2 separate regions of the Homo sapiens genome follow, and region 2 is linked to region 1. A link is an interaction called in ENCODE POLR2A ChIA-PET data of the cell type or tissue named here. Cell type or tissue: HepG2. All regions are shown on one strand. Links, peaks and the distances in the headings refer to the core of each region. The heading gives the core; the rest is flanking DNA. Region 1 has its middle 120 kb from the start of MIR4316. Region 2 overlaps SEPTIN9 (septin 9).

The links. Peaks named below come from ENCODE experiments on the same cell type or tissue, not always from the same donor. Only the 100,000 strongest peaks of a DNase experiment are listed, where the experiment ranks them.
Region 2: POLR2A ChIA-PET joins it to region 1 with 7 read pairs; 5 of 35 experiments call an interaction of 5 or more read pairs at or near these places.

What each region holds. Positions count from the first base shown.
Region 1 is chr17:77,504,501-77,520,198 of GRCh38, forward strand. No RefSeq gene overlaps it. Among named protein-coding and RNA genes, the nearest start is that of MIR4316, 120 kb to the left of the region's middle. In HepG2, for the core only: no CTCF peak of the experiment used is centred there; a DNase peak (open chromatin) is centred at 7,691; H3K4me3 peaks cover 565 bases.
Region 2 is chr17:77,452,114-77,461,361 of GRCh38, forward strand. All of the region lies in intron 3 of SEPTIN9 (septin 9), which reads left to right. LOC105371903 (a long non-coding RNA gene) reads right to left here and starts at 8,779. Exons shown (of 3, transcript XR_934990.3): 1 at 8,734-8,779; 2 at 8,210-8,269; 3 at 4,425-8,108. RefSeq lists enhancers at 444-1,351, 1,586-1,925, 2,259-3,165, 3,166-4,072, 4,722-5,335 and 4 more. In HepG2, for the core only: no CTCF peak of the experiment used is centred there; a DNase peak (open chromatin) is centred at 1,608; H3K4me3 peaks cover 2,277 bases.

The DNA.
Region 1 (15,698 bases), core at 6,207-8,706:
CAGCTCAGGTGTCCTGAGTGGTGGGAATCTGTGCAGGGCCCAGGCGCATTTCCTGCCCGGGAGCAGGAATGCTTTACAGATGTTGGAGCTGCCTCAAGGCATGGCCAGGAGGGGCCGGAGAAGCAGAACCAGCTGCATAGGGGATGCTGGGCTGGTGCCTGCACATGGAACAGTCATTGATTAAAATGTCACTTGTAAGGTGCCTAAATCTTCGGGTCCTCCTCCTTGGAGAGTCCCAGGTAAGCTGCGTTCCCTGGGCTGATTCCAGGCTGGGCCAGGCGGGGCTGGGCTGCAGACCTCTGGGGACTGCCTACCCAACCCCACACCACCAGGCTCCCTGCTCCTCCTGAAGGCCTTGGCCTTCAGTAAAATGCAAAAAGTTAAATGCTCTGGGTTTTCTCTGATAATAGAAGCAATGCCTGTCCATTGTAGAATGTTGGGAAAATAGAGAAGAGCAAGAGCAACAACAGGCACGGAACTCCACCCCTGCCGGTCAGCCTGCCTGTGCGTGGGAGTTAAAACAAAACGCTTCTGCAAACATTTGGTTTTTTTTGTTTTTCCAAAATTAAGCTCCGATTGTGCATATCACTTGATAATCGAAATTATTTTTTGAAAAATAATTTTAATAGCTATGCAGTACTCCATCCTGTCAACATATGGAATGAAATGATGATTTCTAAATTCTTACTCTTGTCACCTGGGCTGCAGTTGGAGGCCTGGTGGGGGTCCGTGCGGCGACTGGCTGGGCCGTCCCTGTCCCTCCTCCCAGATGACAGAGGTGCCTGGTGTTTGGCAAACTCACTTAGAAGGAGCAAGAAGCAACTGGGATGGCTCAGAAGCCCATGGTGGAATAGTCTGTTGTAAACGAAGAGACAAGAGGAGGCCGAGGACTGGTTTCCCCTTCTCCTTCCCGCTCCCAGCCCTCCCCTCTTTCCCATCGAGTCTCTGGTCTCTGCCTTCAGGCCCATGGATGGGCAAAGCATCTTTCGAGAGCTTGCCTGCCAACCCTCAGAGTCACATACACGAAGGTCTCCTGGAGCTCAGAAGGTCAGGCACAAAGTCACTCCTTGACCCTATTTATTGAAATATCCGTTTTTTTGAGCACTTTTCCCGTGTAGACTCAACAGGGTCTCCCTCTGTTGCCCAGGCTGGAGTGCAGTGGTGCGATCATGGCTCACTGCAGACTTGAACTCCTGAGCTCAAGCAATCCTGCTGCCTCAGTTCTCCGAGTAGCTGGGACCACATGTGTAAGTCACTAAGCCTGGCTAATTAAAAAAAAAAAAAAAAAAAAAAAAAGTAGGCCGGGCACAGTGGCTCATGCCTATATTCCCAGCACTTTGGGAGGCCGAGGCAGATGGATCACCTGAGGTCAGGAGTTCGAGACCAGCCTGGCCAACATGGTGAAACCCCGTCTCTACTAAAAAAAATACAAAATTAGCTGGGCATGGTGGTGCACGCCTGCAATCCCAGGTAATCCCAGCTACTCAGGAGGTTGAGGCAGGAGAATCACTTGAACCCAGAAGGTAGAGATTTTAGTGAGCCAAGATCACGCTACTGTACTGCAGCCTGGGCGACAAGAGCGAAACTCTGTCTCAAAAAATAAAAATAAACAAATTTTAAAAGTAGAGGTAGGGTCTCTCTGTGTTGCTCAGGCTGGTCTCAAACTCCTGGCCTCAAGTGATCCTCCCACCTTGGCCTTCCAAAGTGCTGGGACTCCAGGCGTGAGCCACTGCACCTGGCTCAGCTTGGCATTTCTTGAATTTGGGTCCATGTGAAAGAGTCCAGGAGGTCATTCCTCACAGATCGCTTATTGAGGAACCCCTCAGAGGTCAGAGTGGGGGTAGGTGAGGGGAGAGAGGGGCTGAAGGGAGATGCAAGGGGCCCCTGGGATGGCTGGTGTCAGTCCCAGGCCCGGGGACACAGCCAGGTGGAGAGAACGTGCGATCGGAGCCCAGGGGCTGGGCTAGAGGCCTGCTTTGCTGTGTGTGCTTGGGCCTGGGGTTAACGGTTGGAGCCTCAGTGAGCTCATCTGACAGATGGGGATGAGGACCAGCATGTAGTCATCATTCAACACTGTGGGGGAGAGAGGCAAGAAGGAGCCCCCCGGGGCGGGATGAATTCTGACCCAAGCCAAGAGCCACCGTGGGGCCAGCGCCCACCTGCACCAGGTTCTATATCCGCCATCACATTAGCTCCCCCGAGAGCCCTGAAGGGTGGGCCGCGCCTGCTCCTTTTCCGGGTCCACTGAGCGGCTCTGGAGCCCGGGTTTGTGTTTAGCCGAGGCTCTCCCCGCTGCACCCTCTGCCTTCTGCTCCCAGCAGGGCGCTGCAGCATCGTCCGGTTTTAACAGGGTGAGGCGGCTCCCACAGACATGTGATGCAGAAAGTCCTCGACACCCCCAGCCAGCTCTCCGTGGGTCCAGTCCAGGGCCCTGCCCCACGGCGCCCACTGCTGCTTCCAGGCAAGCCTCAGATTCCACTGGGATTCGGAGAAGTTGCAGCTGATTCAATGCTGAGAGCCCATCAGAGAAAACATCTTCCTTCCCTTTCAAAGAGGACAGCTATGCATAATCAGAATACAAAGGGGTATAAATAATTAAAGCGGCCCAGAGTGAGTGGTTCTTGAACCATCTGCCTGATTTACAAACTAATTACTCAGAGGCTGGTCGCTGCACGGGAGCTGTGCACGCTCCTCAGGACGCTCACCGCCTCCTCTTCGGGCACCAGGGGTGGCGGCATCGGCCTGATCAGCCAGTCCTGGCACGTAGAGCAGTGCCACGGCCTCCTCCATCTCCCTGATTAATAACTTCATCAGAGCCCGGGACCAGAAGGAAATGTAAGTCCTCTGAAGGAAACGGCCACACGGAGGAGCCAGCAGCAGTCTCTCCCAGCAGATGAGCTGGGAGGTGGGGACCCAGTCTCAGGCAGGTGAGTGGAGCCCCAGATTCAACCCAAGGGATGACCCATTACAGGGGCTCAGCAGGACCTAAGGATCTTTACTCTTTATCTAAGGGTCCAAGGCACACTCTCCGCATACACCCATCACCGTGTCCCTGGAGGGAGGGAATTGGATCTCTGCTCTGATTCTTCTGCAAGAAGAATCACCAGGCGTGGTGGCTCGCAACTGTGGTCCCAGCCACTCAGAGGGCTGAGACAGGAGGATCACTTGAGCCCAGGAGTTCGAGGCTGCAGTGAGATATGGCCACACCACTGCACTCCAGCCTGGGCAACGGGCTGACCCTGTCCAGTCTACATGGGAAAAGTGCTCAAAAGACAGACATTTCAATAATATAATAATAATAGTTATATTCTGCCCTGCAGGGGAGTTGAGGAATCCTGCAGGAAGCCCCTCTCCTCATCCAGCCCCCATCCCTTGCCCTTCCCTACTCCTCTTCCTTGGAGACTTGCCTGGACCATCAGTCCCTGCACAGCAGCCTGGGAATGGGGCAGGGTGGGGTCAGGGGACAGAAAGACCCTGTCCTAGAACAATGAACCCTGACATTTGCTTGGCACAGATTCTCATCCTTGTGTTCCCTCTGAAGAGGGCACATCAGGGGCTGCTGCTCCACTTCACAGATGAGGAAAGAGAGGTCAAGAAGGTTCAAAGTCATGCAGTGGAGAGTGTGGAGGTGACCTGGACTCCAGACTTCCTCCTTCGGGAGCTTTATGTTCGGGTGCTGCTTGGGGACAGCTCTTCCTATGCCCCCACCTTCTCTGGAAGGCAGCCAGGACTGAAGCACGGCCACCTCACAACGCATCATGCTGGGACATGTAGGGTCTCAGAGTGAGGTATGTGTGTGCATGAGTGTGTTTATGAGTGCGCATGTGAGAATTCCGATAAATGCACACACCCTCACAGCACAAGATGTGGGGAAAGACATAGGGTCCAAAACAGCCCACCAGGCTGTGCCTTGTGTTTGTGGGTTTAGCCCTGAGTGGGGAGGTGTTGAGATTAGCTGCACTCTTGGATGAGGGTGGAGAGGTGCTGCCACTGCCACTGCATGGCACCCAGCTGTGAGATGACCCCTCTGTTGGCACAGGCAGAGTTACAAAATCAGCATTGCAAAACTGAGGAATGGGAACCAGGGACATCCATCTACACACATCAAAATGGTTAAAGGGGAAAAACAAACACACTGTCCATTTGCAAACTGCCTGCAGTTAAGCCCTCAGTGAGTCAACCCTTCAAGGTGGCATCAGCAGGGGAGAAAATTTCAGCTCCAGGCTCTCTGGGTTTTTCTTATCTCCACTGTACTTTCCTAAAGCCTGATTTCTTTTAGGTAATGCGCATCCTCCTCTCTCCATCATATTTTCTTTGTAAGCTCTTAGACTGTGTTCATTTGCAAAGGTCATCAAAGGGCAGTTTTCTCTGGAGCTGGTTTTGAATCCTGGTTCTTCTACTTACCAGCTGAGTGACTTCAGATGGGTGACTTAACCTGGGTCCATGCCTCAGTTTCTCCATCTATAAAATGGTAACAACAGTACCCAATTCATAGGATTGTTATGATTAAATGAGTTAGTTCATGTGAGGCACTTACAATAGTGTCTAGCCAATGAGTGTTTCATAGATGTGAGCCATCATTATCACCATTGACATCACCGCCACCATCATCATCACCATCATCATCATCACTGTAATCACTATCAACATTACCATCATCACCCTCACTATCATTATCATCACTATCACCATCACCATCACTACCATCATCACCATGACCATCATCATCACCATCTCCATCATCATCATCATTGTTATCATCACATCATCAGTATCATCACTACTATGATCGCCATCATTACTACCATCATCCCTTCATTACCATCATCACCATCATTATCAGCATCACTATCATGATCATCACCATCACCATCATCAATATCATTACTACTGTGATCACCATCACCACCACCATTATCCCATCATTATCATTTTCACTATCACCATCATCACCACTACCATCATTATCATCTCATCACCATCATCAACACCATCACCATCATCATCATTACCATTACCATCATCACCGTCACTATTATTACCATTATCATCATCACCATCACCATGATCATCACCATTACCATCATCACCATCTCCCTCATTATCATCATTATCATTATCATCACTTCATCAGTATCATCACTACTATGATCACCATCACCACTACCATCATCCCATCATTATCACCATCATCCCATCATTATCATCATCACCATCACCATCATCAGTATCATCACTACTGTGATTACCATTACCACCATCATCCCATCATTATTTCTGTCACCATCATTATCACCACAACCATCATCATCACCATCATCATCACCACCATCACCATCATCATCACCACCATCATTAGCATCACGATCATCACCATCATCACCACCATCACCATCATCTCCATGAACATCACCATCACCACCATTACCATCATCATCACTACTACTACCTTACCATCCATGTAACGTACCTACTGCCTTACCTAGCACCATCAATGTCACCATAATTATTATCATCACCATCACCATCATCATCACGATTATCACCACAACCATCAATATCATCGTCATTTTCTCCATCATCACCATCAACAACATCCTGAAACTGAAATAAAGAAAAAGGCCCTGCTGTGGCCTCATCTTGCTCCTCTGCTCTGGAATCAGAAGGAGTAAAAACCAGCCAAGTGGAGGGCAGAGCTGACAGCAAAGGAGAAGCTGGGCTGTTTGCTGCCCAGGCCTGGCTGGCACCCCTCCTCCTGGGACGTAGCAACTTTCTGAGCATGTCCTCAGTACGAGGCTTCCCTGCACTGCTTCTCCCTGAATGTTCACAATAGTCCCACGGGGCAGGTGCCATCACGGTGAAGTTGAGGTACAGAGAGGTCAAGGAGCTTGGCCAGGGTGCACAGCTGGTGAGGGACTGAGTCAGGATGTAAAACACTGTCTGATCTGTGGTCCAGTGGCATCCACTGCACTTCACTGCCCACAGTAGGGGTGGGGGTGGGGGTGGCAGGCTCCCTGTTGCCTCAGACTGAAGAAGTGCTCAAGGCTGGCTCTGTGTACTGGGACCTCTCTCCTGGGCCATGAACCACAGCATCTATTTTTAAATGTGGAGCACCTATTCACGGAGGCAGCACCATGCTGGGCCCTGGAGGAACAAAGCAGGCAAATAAGTCAGGACTCTGAACCTGTGGGCGGCCGGTTGGGTGGGGAGGACAGACATGTACACAGAGCATCATAATACAATGAAGCCAGTGCCATGACAGAGGTACATGGGGGCCACCGGGGAAGGTTCCCAGAGGAGGGGCACCTACCCTTGTTGGCAGGGCCAGTGCTGAGTGTCAGTTACGCCCTTTATATTCTTTATAAATTACACAATCTTAGATTTTTTTTTTTTTGAGACAGAGTCTCACTCTGTTGTCCAGGCTGGAGTGCAATGGCGCAATCTCACCTCACTGTAACCTCCGCCTCCTGGGTTCAAGCATTCTCCTGCCTTGGCCTCCTGGGTAGCTGGGATTACAGGCACATGCCACCCCGCCTGGCTAATTTTTGTAGTTTTTAGTAGAGATGGGGTTTCACCATGTTGGTCTGGTCTTGAACTCCTGACCTCGTGATCCACCCACCTTGGCCTCCCAAAGTGCTGGGATTACAGGTGTGAGCCACCGTGCCCTGCCTCAGATACTTCTTTATAGTAGTGTGAAAATGGACTAATACAGTATGCATTCATTGAGTTTCTTGGATCTATTGGCTGATCTTTTTAGATTTTGGAAAATTCTCAACAACTATTCCTCAAATATTTACTCTGCCTTATGCTCCTTTTCTTCTCTTTCTGGTGCTCCAATTTCATGTATGTTAATATTTTTCCACAGTTCTTCAACACTCTGTTCTTTTTTAAATTTTTATTTTGTTAATTATTTTTCTGTTTGAATTTTAGTTTGGATAATTTCTATTGACTAGTCTTTAAGATCCTTTCAGTTTTATTGATCTTTTCTTCTACTGTGTTCAATCTGCTGTTAAACCCATCAAACAAACTCTTTGTATCTAATATTACAGTTTTCATCTCTAGAATTTCCATTTGGTTATTTTATAGTTTCCATTTCTGTGCTGAAATTTCCCATCTGTTCACACATGCTGTCTACCTTTCCCACTAGATCTTTTAACATCTCTATTTTAGTTTATTTAAGGTCCTTGTCTAATAATTCCAACACTCAGTCATCTGTGGGTCTACTTCTATTGGTAATTTTTCCCCTGATTATTAGTCTCATTGCCCTGCTTCTTTGCATGTCTTGCAATTTTTTTAGTCTGAAATGTAGTATATTTTTTAAAAAGTAGTGCCTATAGTAAGTATATGTCTCCTGGAAAAAGAATGTACCCTTCTTCTATTGGGCCATTAGTGTGAGGGACTGAGTCAATCTAATATGCAGTTGACTTGGATCTGGGCTTTAGTGAAGCTTCAGTTAAAGTCACTTAACCACTCACTTCAAATGTTTTGAAAGTAGGATCAGGTCTTTCCCTTAAGTAAGTGTTTGAGAGAGAAGAGGACAGTATGAAAAACGTAATGTGTGCCTGTATTAGAAAGGTCAGAGGGCTTTGAGGATGTAAACATGGTGTATAAAGGTGAGTGTTGTTAAACAGGATATTGCAACAGTGCAGAGATGGGTGGTAACTTTCAGAGGATGAAAGATCTTATTCTTGAAGCTTTCAGCTGGGAATGGTAAAAATAATAACAGATACTATCCTGATGAAGGGCATTCTGGGCCTGAACCCAATCACTTCAAAGACCCTGAAAGAATTCTCAGGATTCCATAGCAATTGGCCATAGGCCACTGCTGCTTCCACATATGAAAAAAATGCTAACATCCCAGTCCTACTTCCAAACCCCAGCACAGGCTGTATTGCCCCCCAGGGTAATTTAACACCAGAAAACAAAAACTTCATTGGTCCTGGTCCAGATTTCTGTGTCCTGGCCTCGCCCATAAAGGGGGCTCCCATTAGCTAACCTGCTCAGCTCCCCGCCACACTTCCCACAGAGCTTTCTAGCTTTTGTCAGCTCAAGGCAGCCCTTGAAAACTGTAGAATCTGAGGGGGTGTGTATCTAATAAAGTTGGAGCTCTGTAATTTAGCAATTACTGTAACCCACACTTGTAATTTAGGGGGTTTCTTGTAATTCTTTGTACTCTTTCTTTTTGAAAAAATATGCAGCCTTAATAGCTTCCTCTTTAATGCTCCAAAGGCCGATATTTGCCACTCCCCATCCCCTGTCAGCTGCAGAGCACAAAGAAGTGTGCAGATCGTGTTGAGGCTGCTTTTCAGGTATTAGAAAGTTTAATTTAATGCTCAGCATCTCCGAAAGGAAACTGAACTTGCTCCTTGTAATCGTGCATGTCTTCAAAGCTCTGAATTCCTCTTCTAGGTTGGTCATCAGTATGGATTAAAATCTGCTGAGAGGTGTAATCTACCCACCTTTCTACATTCTACTATTAGGCCAGTCTCCTCACTGCTTCCTGAATGTGCTAGTGTTAATTTTGCTCATCTGTCTTTATTTGTGCAGTTACCTATTTGTTCATTTAAGATTTTTTTTTCTTTTTTTGAGAACCTCTATGTGCTAGACTCTAGGCTCACTACCAGGAATCTAAGTCATAAAGGACAGGACAACCTCTGTCCAGGAGTTTGTAGTCTGGAAAGACAGATGACTCTATCATAACTACACTCAAGATATTAGGTGTGATGACAGAGCTGGCATAGAGGGTGATGGAAACCAGGGGGTGGCACCTAACTCAGACTGAGCTGTGAGAAGTAGCTATTTGGAAGCCAGGCTATGATGGTAAAAAGAGGCGAGAGAGGCAAAGCGTGGGAAAGAATGGTCCACAAAGCACACAGAGACTTGTGCTGGAATGCTTCTATTCATAAAAGCTGGATTTAAAATAGAGACAAACCGGAAAACACACAGATGTTCATCAATAGAAGAATTTTGATATATGTATACAATGGAATTTGACTTAGCAATTAAAAATGAACTACTGGTACATGTAACAACATGCTTCATTCTTTAAAATGTTATGTTGAACAGAAAAGCCTATTGCAAAGGGCACATAGTATTTAATTCCACGGAGAATGAAATGCAAGAAGAGGCAAAACTGGCCAGGTGCAGTGGCTCATGCCTGTAATCCCAGCATTTTGAGAGGCCGAGGCGGGTGGATCACTTGAGGTCAGGAGTTCAAGACCAGCCTGGCCAACATGGTAAAACCCCGTCTCTACTAAAAATACAAAAATTAGCCAGGTGTGGTAGTACGTGCCTGTAATCCCAGCTACTCAGGAGGCTGAGGCAGGAGGATTGCTCAAACCCAGGAGATGGGGGTTGCAGCAAGCTGCGACTGTGCCATTGCACTCCCCCGGTCTGGGCAACAGAGCAAGACTCCGTCTCAAAATAAATAAATAAATAAATAAATAAATAAATAAATAAATAAATAAATAATCAAAAAAAGAAGAGGTAAAATTAATCCATAGTGATAAAAACCAGAACTCTGGTTGCCTATGGGGAGGTGGAGACTCAATGTGAATGGCCTGGGATGATGTAAATAGGCTATTGGTTTTCTGGTAGCATGTATTTACACATTTACCAACTCATTGAATTTTACACTTAAGATCTGTGTATTTCACTGCAGGCAAATTTTGCCTCGATAAAAACTAACCAGTAAAAGAAGAAAAAAGAATCTGAATGTCTCTATCTTTTTACAGAGGGTTTTAATCCATTCGCATTATTTGTGAGTATTGAGATTGATGTTAGGACTTATTTCTGCTAACTTGCTTTATTTTTAAAACTATAGTTAACATACTTTCTTGTTATTTCTTATTTTCCTTAACAATAATAAAGTTTTGAATTCACGTCTAAATTCAACTGTGACTGTATCCTATTATTTTCTAAATAATCTACAATAGGTTTTGATTTCTTTGTTGACTTAATCATTATTAAAAGAAGGTTTTAAAATTTCCAAACCACTGAGTGTTTCTGTTAGGCTTTGTTAAAACTTGACCATTAATTTCTGTTTTTCCTATTTTAAACAATTGTGGTTAGGAAATGTAGACTGTGCTCTCACTGCTTTATAGAACAAGACAGAAAACAGACTGTTCTTGGATTAACAGATGTGTTGTTTTGGTTTATTCAGATGGCCTCAAAATGTCCTCTGTTGGTGAGAGGATTTTTAAAAATCGTTACATATAAGCCTTTTAATATCAAGGTATATTAGTCCAATTTTAATACTGCTATGAAGAAATACCCAAAACTGGGTAATTTAGAAAGACAAAGAGGTTTAATGGACTCACAGTTCCACGTGGCTGGGGAGACCTCACAATCATGGAAGAAGGCAAAGGAGGAGCAAACGCACATCTCACATGGCAGCAGGCAAGATAGTGTGTGCAGATATCATGATATCTGATATCCTGAGACTTACTATCATGAGAACAGCACAGGAATATCCCACCCCCATGATTCAATTACCTCCCACCGGGTCCCTCCCACAACACGTGGGGATTATGGGAGCTACAATTCAAGATGAGATTTGGGTGGGGACACAGCCAAACCACATCACAAGGCCAGCGACTTGCGTGTAATGGGTATTTAATTGTCAAAAATTCATACAGCCAAATAACATTTGCTACTAAAAGCTTGACTCTGTTTTGTGTTCCTGGACCACATGAACAGGGTGTATTTGCCTCTCCTCCTGGAAGGAGCTTGGTGCCTGGGTCCCATGTATCTTTAAATACATATTGCTTGCTTCAGCAAGCAAAGACAGCCCCTACCACCCTACTTTGCCACTGTCAGACTAAGGCAAATATAATGATCTCTTATTTGTGTCCTTGTTCCTTGTGTGGAAAACCCAAATGCAGCAAGAATGAAAAGTGTTAAAGGATTTTATGTGTTCAATGTATTTAGGCCATGTCAGCAGTAATACAAAATCAAGTGTATCTTTTTTAAAAATAGATATATTTAATGAGGGAAAAAAATCCATAAAACCACTATCAGGTATTAGAGCCAGATGTTATGATTCTGACTTTCAGACAGACCCTAAGGCCTACATCTCAGGTTCTGCCCAGTAATTTTCATTTTTTGACCTGGATCTATACATTTATCAAATTTTAGCTGTGTACAGATAGAAAAGAAAGTGGTTAGAAATAAAAATGCTGGCTGGGCACAGTGGCTCAGGCCTGTAACCCCAGCACTTTGGGAGGCCAAGGTGGGTGGATCACCTGAGGTCGGGAGTTCGAGACCAGCCTGACCAACATGGAGAAACACCATCTCTACCAAAAATACAAAATTAGCCTGGCGTGGTGGTGCATGTCTGTAATCCCAGCTACTTGGGAGACTGAGGCAGGAGAATTGCTTGAACTCGGGACGTGGAGGTTGCAGTGAGCTGAGATCGTGCCACTGCACTCCAGCCTGGGTAACAAGAGCAAAACTCCCTCTAAAAAAAAAGAAGAAGAAAGAGAAAGACAAAGAAAGAAGACAAAGAAAGAAAGAAAGAAGCTGTGATTCAACGTATAATCAGTTTTGTAACTGTTCCATTGATGTTTGAAAAGATGGCATATTATAGCTATTACAGCAGTAGGATGTAAGTGTAAAATCTTTCTATCCATCTATCTATATATTAGTTACCTATTGCTGCATTCAGCACATAACAGCCAAAACAACAAACATTTCTTTGTTTTTTCTTAACTTTTATTTTAGGTTCAGGGTTATGTGTGCAGGTTTGTTATGTAAGTAAACTCATGTCATGGGGGGTTGTCGTACAGATTATTTCATCACCCAGGTACTAAGCCTACTGCCCAATAGTCACTTTTTTCTGCTCCTCTCCCTCCTCCCACCCTTCATCCTCAAGTAGGTTCCAGTGTCTGCTATTCCCCTCTTTGTGTCCATGAGTTCTCATCATTTAGCTCCCACTAATAAGTGACAACAAGAGGTATTTGGTTTTCTGTTCCTACATTAGTTTGCTAAGGATAATGGCCTCCAGCTCCATTCATGCTCCCACAAAAGACACGATCGCATTCTTTTTTTATGGCTGCATAGCATTCCATGGTGTATCTGTACCACATTTTCTTCATCCAATCTGTCATTGATGAACATTTAGGTTGACTCCACGTCTCTGCTACTGTGAATAGTGCTGCAATGAACATTTGCATGCGTGCGTCTTTAGGGTACAATGATTTATATTCCTTTGGGTATATACCTTGTAATGGGATTGCTGGGTTGAATGGTAGTTCTGTTTTTAGCCCTTTGAGGAATCACCACACTGCTTTCCACAATGGTTGCATTAATTTACACTCCCACCAACAGTGTCTAAGTGTTCCCTTTTCTCTGCAGCCTCACGAGCATCAGCTGTTTTTCGACTTTTTAGTAACAGCCATTCTAACTGGTGTAAGATGGTATCTCATTGCGGTTTTGATTAACAACAGACATTTCTAATCTCACAGTTGATGTGGGTCAGGAGCTCAGAAGCAGCTTAACTGGATGGCTCTGACTCAGCGTCTCTCATGAGGTGGTCGAGGTGGAGGCTGGGGCTGCAGTCATCCGAAGATTTGACTGGTGCAGGAAGATCTGCTTCCAAGGTGACTCATATGTGTGGCTGTTGGCAGGAGGCTTCAGTCCTTGCCATGTGAGCCTCTCTTCACATCATAACTGGCTTCTTCAAGAATGAATGATCCAAGAGAAAGAAAGAAAGAGAAGCTGCAGTGTCTTTTATAACCTAACCTTGGAAGTGACATACCATCATTCCTGCATATTCTATTGGTTACACAGACCAACCCCAGTACAGCGTGGGAGCAGACTACACAGGTGCGTGAATACTAAGAGGTGAAGGTCACTGGGGATCATCCTGGAGGCCGGCTATCACAACCTACCTTTTTATCTGTTTATAGATACAGGTAGAAAGTTGTTCAACCTTATGAATTATATTATTAAAATAATTGGTCTATATTTTGTCCACTTGACTATCAAAGACTGAGAGTGGCTGTCACTGTTGTGCTGCAGAGGTAATGCTGTTTTGCATTTTGACCATTTCAAAATATCTTTTGAGACAAATTATATTTTATGTTATGTTTTCATTGTGGATTCTGCCCTTAATATAAAATAACTCCATTCATTTTAATATCTTCTGCTTTTGATTCTGTGATGCTTAATAAGATTTTTATCTCTGTTTTCTGTTTTCTTGCATTTACCTAATAATTTTTGCTGGCGTTTTAATTTTTAAGCTCTAATATTTTAAAATTATAAATTGATAATTTATAATTGTGTATATTATGGGGTAAAGATTTCTATACAAAATAATTCATGAATGCCATGTGGAATAATTAAATCATGTTAGTTAATATACCAGTCACTTCAAATACTTAATATTTTTTGTGGTGAGCACATTTAAAATTTACTCTCTTAGCAATGTTGAAATGTAGAATATGCCATTATTAACTATATTCACCATGCTATTCAATAGATCTCAAAAAGCCCTCCCCCATATCCTTTCTGTCTAACTGAGATTTTGTACCCTTTAGCTATCATTGCCTCATTTGCGTATCTCTTTAATACTGAATTTCTTTCGGGTGTGTCTCTTGTAAACAACATATGCTTCTATCTGATTTTTAATAAGAAAATTTAAATAACTCATTTTTATTGTTATAACAAGTATATATGTATATGTGGGGGGAAATATATATATATATTTTTTCTTTTTTTCTTTTTTTTTTTTTTGAGACAGTCTCACCCTGTTACCTAGGTTGGAGCACAGTGGTGTGATCTTGGCTCACTGCAGCCTTGACCTCTTGAGCTGAAGTGATTCTCCCACCTCTGCATCCTGAGTAGCTGGGACTACAGGCGTGGGTCACCACACCTGGCCAAATTTGTGTATTTGTAGACACGAGGTTTTGCCATGTTGCTAGAGACTGGTCTTGACTCCTGGGCTCAAATGATCTGACCACCTCAGCCTCCCAAAGTGCTGGGATTACAGGTGTGAGCCACCGTGCCTGGCCCAACTTGTCATTTTAACAGCATCTAAGTTCTTTAGTTCTTTGAACATATTTCTAGTACCTACTTTAAAATCTTTGCTAAATCCAACATCAGGGCTCACTCAGAGAATCCATTTCTATTGACTGCTTTTTTTTTTTTTTTCCAGATATGGGTTACATGTCCCTGTTTATTTTCATATCTCATAGTTTTTGGTCAAAAACTAGACATTTTAAATATTATAATGCAGTAGCTCTGGATTCCATTTATTTTTATTTATTTTTTTGAGACAGGGTTTCACTTTTCTGCCCAGGCTGGGGTGCAATGGCATGATCTCGGCTCACTGCAACCTCCACCTCCTGGGCTTAAGCAATTCTCCAGCCTCAGCCTCCCAAGTAGCTGGGACTACAGGTGTTCACCACCATGCCCAGCCATTTTTTTTTGTATTTTTAGTAGAGATGGAGTTTCCCTATGTTGGCCAGGCTGGTCTTGATCTCCTGACCTCAAGTGATCCATATACCTCAGCCTCCCAAAGTGTTGGGATTATAAGTGTGAGCCACTGCGCCTGGCCTGGATTCCATTTATTTTTCTGAGTTTTTTTTTTTTCCTTTCCTGGACTTACACTGGGGGATGTCCCCCTTGTGGTATGTGTCTGCTGATAGCTTTGCTCAGATTTTTTATCTTTCAGCCTGCCTTCCCAGGAATTATCCTTGAGTCTGCATTGCCTAGTGATCAGCCAATAATTCAGGCACAGTTTGTGCCCAAACGCCTAGGCCCTACCTAAGCCTTCTTTCCTCGCTGCTCTGTGTGTGTGTGGATTTGGGAGTGCATTTGAAGCCGAGTATCCCTTGGCCTCCACTCTGTGCTGGGCTGGTTCAGGCCCGCCCCGAGGAGGCTCATAGTTTCCCAGTCAGCGCGGTGTTTGTGGAAAGTTTGTTTCAGCCTTTCCAGTACTCTCTTATTCCTAGGTTCTCCCTGTGAAATTTCTTTTTTTTCTTTTTTTCTTTTTTTTTTTGAGATGGAGTCTTGCTCTGTCGCCCAGGCTGGAGTGCAGTGGCCCTACCTCGGCTCACTGCCAGCTCCGCCTCCCGGGTTCAAGTGATTCTCCTGCCTCAGCCTCCTGAGTAGCTGGGATTACAGGTGCACGCCACCATGCCCAGCTAATTTTTGTTTGTTTTTAGTAGAGATGGGTTTTCACCATGTTGGCCAAGCTGGTCTCAAACTCCTGACCTTGTGATCCGCCCACCTCGGCCCCCCAAAGTGCTGGGATTACAGGCGTGAGCCACCGTGCCTAGCCATGAAATTCCTGACTGGTTTGCTGCTTACCCCAAACTTACCATAACTGTTCTTGCTGATCCAGCTTGGGGAGGATAGAGCATCCCTAAACAAGAAGACCACAGACCTTTACTACTCTTGCCAAAAGCTCTGCAGCTTCTCAATAATGGAAGCTTCTCAACTCATTGTCTGTCTTTGGTTGACTAGCCCCCAAAGGTGGTTGATTTTTAATTTTGTCCATTTCGTACTTGTTTTTTTGTGGAGAGAATTCACCAACCTTTTCATGCCAACATAGTCAGAAGTGCCTCCAACAGATTAAGGTTAAAAACCAGATGACTGGTGACTGGACAATCTCAACACACATGGAAAAGGTACAGGATTAAAATTTAATGGTCACTTGTGAATAATAATAATAACTTCATCTAGTAATCATGGTT
Region 2 (9,248 bases), core at 78-2,577, 59 kb before region 1:
TCCTGGGAGGAGCGGGGAGGGAGGGTGCTGCTGGCGGGGCTGGTCTGCGTGTGCTTTGCTTCTCTACAATGGCATGCTGCGTGTCGGCCATGCAGAGGCATGTCAGTGAGCAGGGGCTGAGGGATCTCCCTAACGGACCTGCTTTCAGAGGGTCTTTTCATGCTGGGAGAACCCCAGAGACTAAATCATGCAGCCAACGGGGTGGTCCCCGGCCTCAAAGCAGGGAGGGGCGAGGAGCTTTGTAGGCAATGCCATCTGCTCCTGAAACGCCGTCCCAGTGACTCTGGGGACTGACTCAGCCTCCAGCCTGCTGCACTTCATCCCTGGCCCCTCTCTCTTTGCTTTTTCATGTGAAATCTGCTGTGTTTTGGTCAGAGGTTTGGGGAACAGCTCTCTGCTCATCTAAGATAAGTTTGTAATTCCTTTCCTGGAGAAAAATATGCCACCCGGAAGCAGGTTGAGCAGTGGTTTTCTGGCAGGTCTGTTCGGGGCTGTGGAGACAGCACCTGCTGGATCAGGATGGAGTTGGAATTTGGTTTGGATCCCACATGAGAAAACCCGTTGGAAGAGGAGGAAGCAGAAAAAGGCCCCATTCCCTAATAATGCTGTGGGTTTTCCTCCTCCATTCATTGCCACCTTGCCTTGAAACTTAATGGGGCCACGTGTGTTTCCATGAATGTCATTCTCTTTGGCCAACTCCCCCGGCAGCCCCAGGAGCTCCTTTTCAGGAAAAGGAAGAAGGTGTTTGCTTAGCATCTAGTATACGAGTCCTTGTTGGAAAGGTGGGATTCTTGTTTCTCCTTGGGTCTCTTTTAGGCTGAGATGTGGTCAAGGAAGGCCTGTGGTGTGGCTCGCCTTTTTTAATGCTCGTCTCTGGAGACCTGAGTTGCTGCTGACTCCCAGCTTGCCCCTTCTGTCCCCTGGCCATTTCTGTGTCGGGGTGGCTGAGACACTATTGCATTGGCCACTTTGTGTTCCCACTAGCCCCCGCCCCTGTAGGCTGTCATTGTGATGGTGATGGGGCCAATTCAGCTGCGGTGGGGAGGACCCACTGTGTGCGCCTGGGGGGTGGCGTGGGGCACTCTGGGATGAGAAGATGCGACTTCTGCCCTGAGAGCCCTGCTTTAATGGAAGGCGGGGGCATAGTTGCAGGCAGAAGCCATCAAGCACTGTGGTCAGACCAGCATTCCATGTCAAAAATGGCCTTGTTGGCCGGGCGCAGTGGCTCATGCCTGTAATCCCAACACTTCAGGAGGCCAAGGCAGGCAGATCACCTGAGGTCAAGAGTTCGAGACCAGCCTGGCCAACATGGTGAAACCCTGTCTCTACTAAAAATACTGGCTAATCCGGGCATGGTGGCGCGTGCCTGTAATGGCAGCTACTCGGGAGGCTGAGACAGGAGAATCACTTGAACCTGGGAGGTGGAGGTTGCAGTGAGCTGAGATTGTGCTACTGCACTCCAGTCTGGGCAACAAGAGTGAAACTCTGTCTCAAAAAAAAAAAAAAAAAGCCTTATCTGGGCCTGGGATCTGTCCTCCGAACACTGGGTCCACTGTGCTCCACAAGGACTTTCACCCCGGAAGCCCTAGACCCACTTGGGCAACCAGAGTCTCTGGGTTGACCACTCCCCAGCCCTGGCCAGCCTCCTGGGCCACCGTATTCTCCCAACTTCCTGTTGTGCCACGGCTGGTCCAAGCTGCTCTTATCAGACAATGCGAGGCACTTCCACAGGAGGGGACAACCCCGTCCTTAGGAGCCCCTTCTCCCTGCCCCCAGGCCTGGTGCAGTGTGTGGCTTCCCTGCCGGTGTCAAAGGTCTCAAGGCCCCTTTAAGAAGCCTGTCACCACCACCAGCAGCTTCCGTTATCTGGTTCTTCTGTACATGTAAGCCTTTCCCATACACCCCGGATGTTTAGGGCTTCCGCCCTCTCTCCCTGGCCGGGAGTGTGGGAAGAGGGCTTTATTTCAATGCTTGAGAGTAGGGTCAATGGCCAGGGTAAGCTGTGGGGGCTCCTCCCCGCCGGCCCCTCTCTGCAGCCCTCACCTTAACACAGAGCATCGATACCACCTGGGCTTTGGGAAGACCTGGAGGCTGACCACCCTGGAGGCTCCCAGCGTCCCACAGCCACTCTTTGGGGAAGAGGCTTCCTGAGGGACTTGTGGCCCTTGGCTGGGACTCTAGTCCCAGAGTTCTGCCTTCCGGCGCCGAGCTTTGATTTGTTTATTGAGTGCCAGCCCGGTTCCCGGACAGGTAGGGACCTGTTCCCGGAGCTCAGCAGAGCCTTGGGAAGCTTTCCCAGGAGGGCTCCCGAGGGTGGCGGCCATGCCCAGTCCGCTGTACGTGTGAGTTTGTTTGATGAGGAATTGGCTGGGAAGGCGCGGGTCTAATTACAGGCCCATGAGGGTCCCTCTCGCCCCCACCCAGGAAGCAGCGGAGATCCTGGCACACTCAGCACCTGGGCCTGTGCCTGCCCAGCTGCTGGTGGAATCATGGGAGCCTTGCTCCGGGGCCTGTAGAGCAGCAGTGGGAACCTTCCCCACCTCAGCCCCTCCCAGAGTTGGCTGTTCAAACTCGCCGCCGCTCAGCCTCTTCCTCCTCTCTTTCATCAACCCTGGGAATCGCACACTGCCCACCCCACCGGGCCCCGGAGCGGGTGCAGGAAGAGAGAGCTTAACACCCAGAGGTCTGGGCCTTCTGCAGGCGCCTGAGCTGCTGTGGCCTGAGCTGGGTTCCCTGCTGGAACCATCACAGTAGACCTAATGATCTGCCTGCAGGAGTTGCTTCATCCCAGCCGACTCCGGGGCTGCGGGAAGGGGCTGGGCCTTGGTTTTGCTGGGGGTGGGGGGTCAGTGCAAAGGGCCTGAAAAGTGGCAGAGGTGATGGCCCATCTGTCCTCCCCCTGGCCGGCCGGCCTAAACGCGATTGGCTCTCTTTCTTTTTTTTTTTTCCCTCCCTTTTCCCTATAAATAACACTAAATGCGATTTGTCAATGCATTCATTTGGGTTCAGTAGTTGGACCATGGGCAGAAGCACTCCAGATTTGTCACTTTCCCTAAGCTAAGGGTGGGGAACACCCTCTGTGAGATCTTGGCTCCTGAGCGCCCAAGACTGCTCTTGGAACCCCAACTCTGGGTCGGTCTCAGGGGACTGACGTTGATGGAGTTGCTGACATTGACCTCCGGCCTCTGCATGGCCTTCAGGAAGGGGGCCCTTCGCTCTCTGTCCCGTCGAGCCTGGCTGGCAGCACTCCCTTCTCAGGCCTGTGCCCCCGGCAGGGCCTGCTGCCCCCGCCCTGCTCTGTGGGTGCCAGGCTCCAAGCACCAGGTGACTCGGTCACTGAATGGTCACTGAACAGTCATCCTTGCTGGTGTCCCCAGTGGAATGTGCATGGACGTCCTCCCTCCCCCAGATCCTTGTCTTTTATCTCTCAGCCTTTGTTCCAGGGGCCACCACAGGACCAGGAGGTACGCAGACGTGGGTGGCACATCCACTGGGCAGATTCAGCCCTGAACCTGCACGCCCCCTCCAAGGGGGCCCCCAGCGGGCGGGGTTGATGGTGCCGTCTCTCTCTCTGTCACTAGAACGGACATGAGGATTGTGTCTTGTCGATCCACGTCCTGAGTTCCCAGACGTCATAGGTGCTTGCTCAACGAGTGTTTGAATGAATGGTCAGCATTGTGTGACCGCAGATTTTCAACTTTTATCCAAATAGTTTGTGGTTTCTGTGAGGCTATCCCGAGACAGTCTCACAAGAATCTCCATTCTCCCTGCACGCTCCGCACAAGGTCTCCTTGGGGGGTTTTTCAGAAAAAGGGCCAAAGAGCAGCATTTCCTCGGGGATTTGAACACGATCTCCCCCGGGGCAGGGGACTGCCCTGGAAGATTCCCGGCACCGCTTCCCATGCGCCACGTGACTAGGAGGGTCTTGGGGCAGGATGGTGTCTTTTGTGCCTTGTGTGCTGGGGCCGGAGGAAACACTGCCCGTGGCCGGTGTCATCTGCCAGCCCTGAAGACTAATGATGGGCTGGACAGTGGCCCCATTGAGTGGGAGGGAGAATCGCTGCTGTCTGTAGCTGGGGGGCCGGGTGGGTGGGAGCCGAGGCCAGGGAGAACAGCGCAGACCTGGCACGGAGAGGCCTGGAGGAGGAGCAGGGGGTCTCAGCCACCCAGGGTGCAGGGACGCCACACGAGGAGCAGGTGTGGTGTGCGTCCTCCTGCGGGTTCTCCACCTCTTGGCTTCGTTACCTGCACTAGGCTTTGTGGTGAGAGGGCACAGAGTGGAGGAAGGTGCCGTGGCTAGGGCAGGCCACACGCTGTGCTAATGGATTGCTGTTACCTGTCGCCTCTGTGGTTTTGCTGTCAGGATCCTCCAGCACCAGGTCCCCACCACCAGGTATGGGCCCCACAGGCACTACTGGCTCCCCGAAGCCAGGGACAGACCCCATAGACAATACTGAGTCCCTGCAGCCAGGGATGGGCCCCCACGGCCAGTACCAGATCTCAGGGACCAGCACCGGGTACCCACAGCCAGGGACAGGCCTCCATGGCCAGTACCAGGTCTCAGGGACCAGCACCGGGTACCCACAGCCAGGGACGGGCCCCCATGGCCAGTACCAGATCTCAGGGACCAGCACCGGGTACCCACAGCCAGGGACGGGTCCCCATGGCCAGTACCAGGTCTCAGGGACCAGCGCTGGGTCCCCACAGCCAAGGACAAGTCCCCACGGCCAATACCAGATCCCAGTGACCAGCACTAGATGTCCACAGCCAGAGATGGGCCCCTATGGCCAGTACCAGGTCTCAGGGACCAGCGCTGGGACCCTGGATGACTGAAGGAGGGCACGGTTGACTAAAGCTGCAGGAGCCAGCCTGGCCATCCTGAGGCACTAAGCCATCACTGCGGTCTCAGGGGACTCAGACTCCTCTACTTGTCTTCTTGAATTCTGGAATCAGACACACCTGGGTCCAGCCTTTGCCCCCGGGGCTGTGTGCCTGGGATGGTTGCCTCACCTCCCTGAAGCTCAGTGAGATGGGGACGGCTGCACAGGGCCCGGCACAGATGGCACCCGATGGCACAGGGTCACCTGCTTGCATCCATACAGCCTCGGCCCTCGCTCTGGCTGCGTACCGAGAGTCCCATGCCCAGACCTCTGCTGAGTCTCCAAGCTCCTGGTCATGCCTCAGGCCTCCCGTGAGAAGCATCACTGCATGGACCATGCCTCGGGACCTCACCTTGGGCTGGGAAGCTTGCTCCATCTCCCCAAGTCTCCCCTAGAGGCGCCCCATGTCCCATCACTCTCACTGCTTGAGGGGTCAGATAGGGGAACCCAGTGTGGGAGGCCCAGAGGTGCCGGAGCAGACGTTAAGCGAGTTCCGTGTTTATGCGCTGGGCCTTGGCAGACACCCTGAATGAGCCTCTTCCCCAGGAAGGAGATTGGGGTCCCAGTCCAAGTTGTGGCCTCAAACCCTGTGACCAAGAGTGGAGAAAAGGCAAGACCCCTCCTCCCAGTCTTCCAGAACAGCCGATAGTGGTGGAAACATGGGGTTCACACTGAATTTCCTTGTAACTTGTTGAAGAGAATTTAGCCCACATTTTCAGGGGTGGAGGTCTGGCCGATTTGGCAGTGTGCCCGTCCCCCTGGCCACAGTTTACTCTGGACCGGGCACCCTGGTGCCCTCCCTCAGTGACGCAGTGAAGTCACTATGACGTGTTTAGTTGGTGAGAAAGTGCCTCCTGTAATGTTTTACTCTTCTTAGAGGGTGAATAAGCCTTGTTTATTATAAATAATTATTTACAGAATACATGAGGTTTAACCTAACTCTGGGCCACGGCAGCGTCCCCTGGGTAAACCCACGCGCCACCCTAGCTAGAGCCTGTGCCCCCACAGGCTTCCTGGACTCACCCTGAAGGGGGGCTGGATTTTCTGCCTGTCCCGATGAGAGGGCTGCAGGACAGTCCCCAGCGAGCCCTTCTGAGGGCTGTAACCTCTTCCCCTGGTATTTTCCTGCTCGCCAGGAATGTTTCAAGCTTCCAGCAGAAGCCTACCCACCATAGTCGCTTTCCACCCTGCTCACCATCCCTCCTGCCCTCACTCATTCAGCAGACCCCGTGCACAGCCCAGTGCAGGACTCAGGGTGGGAAGGTGTCCCGGGTGGGCTGGAGCAAGGTTCCCAGCCAGGGCGGGGTCCCAAGGTGGGTCCACAGCCAGGACTGTGATTTGGGAGGCCCCTCCCTGCCTTGTTCCAGCCCCGGCACCGCCGCTGTCCTTGTGCTCAGTGGAGACTCACTGGCTCCAGGCTCTAAAACCTCAGCGAGGTCTGCAGACAGGGAGGAGCCCCACTCGAGGGTAGAGTGACTGCCGGGTCCATTTGCCTGTTACGAACCACGTGGCCTCAGACCTGCCATTCCTCCTCTCCTAGAGCTATGGTCTTTTGTCTGAAAAATGGATAATGATGGTTACCATGTCAGGGACCATTTTGAGGACAAACGGGGATGAAACTGAAGAGGCTCAGCACGGAACCTGGACACAGAAGTGCTAATTGTGTGTTACCAGCTGCGGTGGCTGCCAAGGCCCAACCACATGGCAGCCACGGGCTGAGTGGCGGGCGGGAAGTGGGGAGCAGGAGCATGCAAGATGGGCATTCCTGAAGTTTCTGATCCAGTGAGATAAGTACACACCCAGCTCTAAGATGGAGTGTCCCAGGAAGGTGGAGACTGCAAAGGCCTTGTGGCGCAGGAGTGTGAGCTGCACCTCTGGGCTCTCTAGAATTTCACCAGAGCTCAGGGAGGAGGTCAGCTCAGATATAGGGGCAACGGGAGAGATGGGAGTGAGAAAATGGCTTGGCGTCTGGAAGTGGAGCCTGGAAAGGTGGGCGTGGGGACAGAGGAGGGCCTTGGGGGCCATGGGCCCATGCGTCCAGGAGGTGGAGGCAGTGAACGGGGCCACGGTCGGCCCCACACGTGGCACCACCAGCCCTGCTGAGCCTGCACCTGCTCCTCAGGCCCCCTGAGTGCCACTACCACCTGGCACCCCTTGGTCTGATTCCTGCTTCCTGCCCGCCTGGGAAGAGTGAGACCACTTGCCTAAAGTCCCTTAGCTGTCCTTAACCATTCTGGCTGCCTCCTGGCCCTGTCCAGGGTTAGCCGTTGACCTGAACTGCCTGGTGCCACCTCCCCAGACTCCTGGGGCCTTGCCCTGGCACCAACAGCCACCTCCATCTTCATCATTCACTCGCACATTCACCCAGCAGTGCTTTTTGGGCATCCACTCAGCAATATCAAGGCGCTGAGATGCGGCTGTGGTTAAGACCCGGGCCCGGTCTGTGAGGACCTCGCAGTTGCCATTTCCCCAGAGCACAGCCCCAGCCAGGCACACTGTGGGGTCCAGAAAGAGAAACTAATACATTGTGTTCGTCCATTTTGAGTTGCTATAAGGAATAGCCGAGGCTGGGGGGTTATTTGACTCACGGTTCTGCAGGCTGTACAAGTGGTGCCAGCATCTGCTTGGCTTCTGGGGAGGCCCCAGGAAGCTTTTCCTCATGGTAGAAGGTGAAGGGGGAGCTGGCACGTCACATGGCGAGAGAGAGAACTCCCAGACTCTTTTTTTTTTTGAAATGGAGTCTCGCTGTGTCAGCCAGGCTGGAGTGCAGTGGCACAATCCTCGGCTCACTGCAACCTCAGCCTCCTGAGTAGCTGGGATTACAGGCGCATGCCACCGCGCCCGGCTAATTTTTTTGTATTTTTACTAGAGATGGGGTTTCACCATGTTGGTCGGGCTGGTCCCAAACTCCTAACCTTGTGATCCACCCACCTTGGCCTCCCAAAGTGCTGGGATTACAGGTGTGAGCCACCTCACCCAGCCCTCCCAGACTCTATAGCAATCAGATCTCCCGGACTTTGTGACCGTGGGGAGGGCACCAAACCATCCATGAGGGATCCACCCCCATGACCCAAGCCCCACCCCCCCCAGGCCTTACCTCCAACATCAGGGATCACATTTCAGCATGAGATTTGGAGGGGACAACGTCCAAACCATATCACACGTGACCTCTCTGTGCGTGCGTCAGTTTCTACATCTGGTTAAGCAGTAGAAGCTCCTTCTCTGTTCCTTGTTGAGAGAGCGGTGGGGGAGAAATGACTCAGGGATGGGAGGCTGGTCCCCCGAGGGGCCCTGGTGTTTGTGGAGTGGGAGTGCGGGAAGGCCCCTACGTTGTGTGTGCCGTGCTGGGCTGGCTCCTCACAGCTCACCGTGGTGCTCCCCGAGGACTGCTGGGGAGGAAAGAGCTAATTAACTTGGGGACCCAGCTGCTGAAGTTATCATTAAACTTGAGCAGTCCAGGGGCCCCTCTCCTTCTGGGTCCTATGTCACCCAGCACAGTGGGGCTTAATTGAATTTTTTCTCATCCCCCAAGGCTCCTGGCTGGCGTGGCTGGGGTTTGGGATACGGGGAGCGAGAGGGCTTGGGCCTCTTCCAGATTTGGAGTGGGTTCACCAGAAATGGCCCAGGAAACCGCGGGGGCCACCCCCAGCAGCTGGGGGCTCCTGTGGTCATTTCCTCTTGGTCCTGTTGAGCAGCCCTGGCCCCTGGAGCCCTCAGCAAGGGATGTGGGGGCCTGCCAGGCCAGGGTCCTCACTGCTGCCGCTATGCACAGCTGCATCTTGCATCCGGGGAGTGGGGTGCCGAGTGGGGTGTTTGGGAGGCAGGTTTTCCCTTGTCCCTTCTGCCCAGAGACCTTGGGGATGAGTTGAGTGAGACCCTTCCGGCTTCTGACTGGCTGTGTTTCTGTTGCCATCCCCCACTCCTTTTAAGTGGAGGTTTATGACTTCCTTCTTTATTTAAAAGGGTCATTTAGTGACTTAGCAGATCCCAGTCTGTGTTACCCAGGGCCCTTTTAAAAATCTGTGGGGAGGCTGGGCTTGGTGGCTCACACCTCTAATCCCAGCACTTTGGGAGGCTGAGGCGGGTGGATCACCTGAAGTCAGGAGTTCGAGACCAGCCTGGCCAACATGGAGAAACCCTACCTCTAGTAAAAATACAAAAAATTGGCTGGGTGTGGTGGCACGTGCCTGTAATCCCAGTTACTCGGGAGGCTGAGGCAGGAGAATCACTCAAATCCAGGAGGCGGAGGTTGCAGTGAGCCGAGATCACACCACTGCACTCCAGCCTGGACGACAGAGTGAGACTCTGTCTCAAAAAAATAAAAATAAATAAATAAAAATAAAAATCCATGGGGGGACCTCTGTGTCC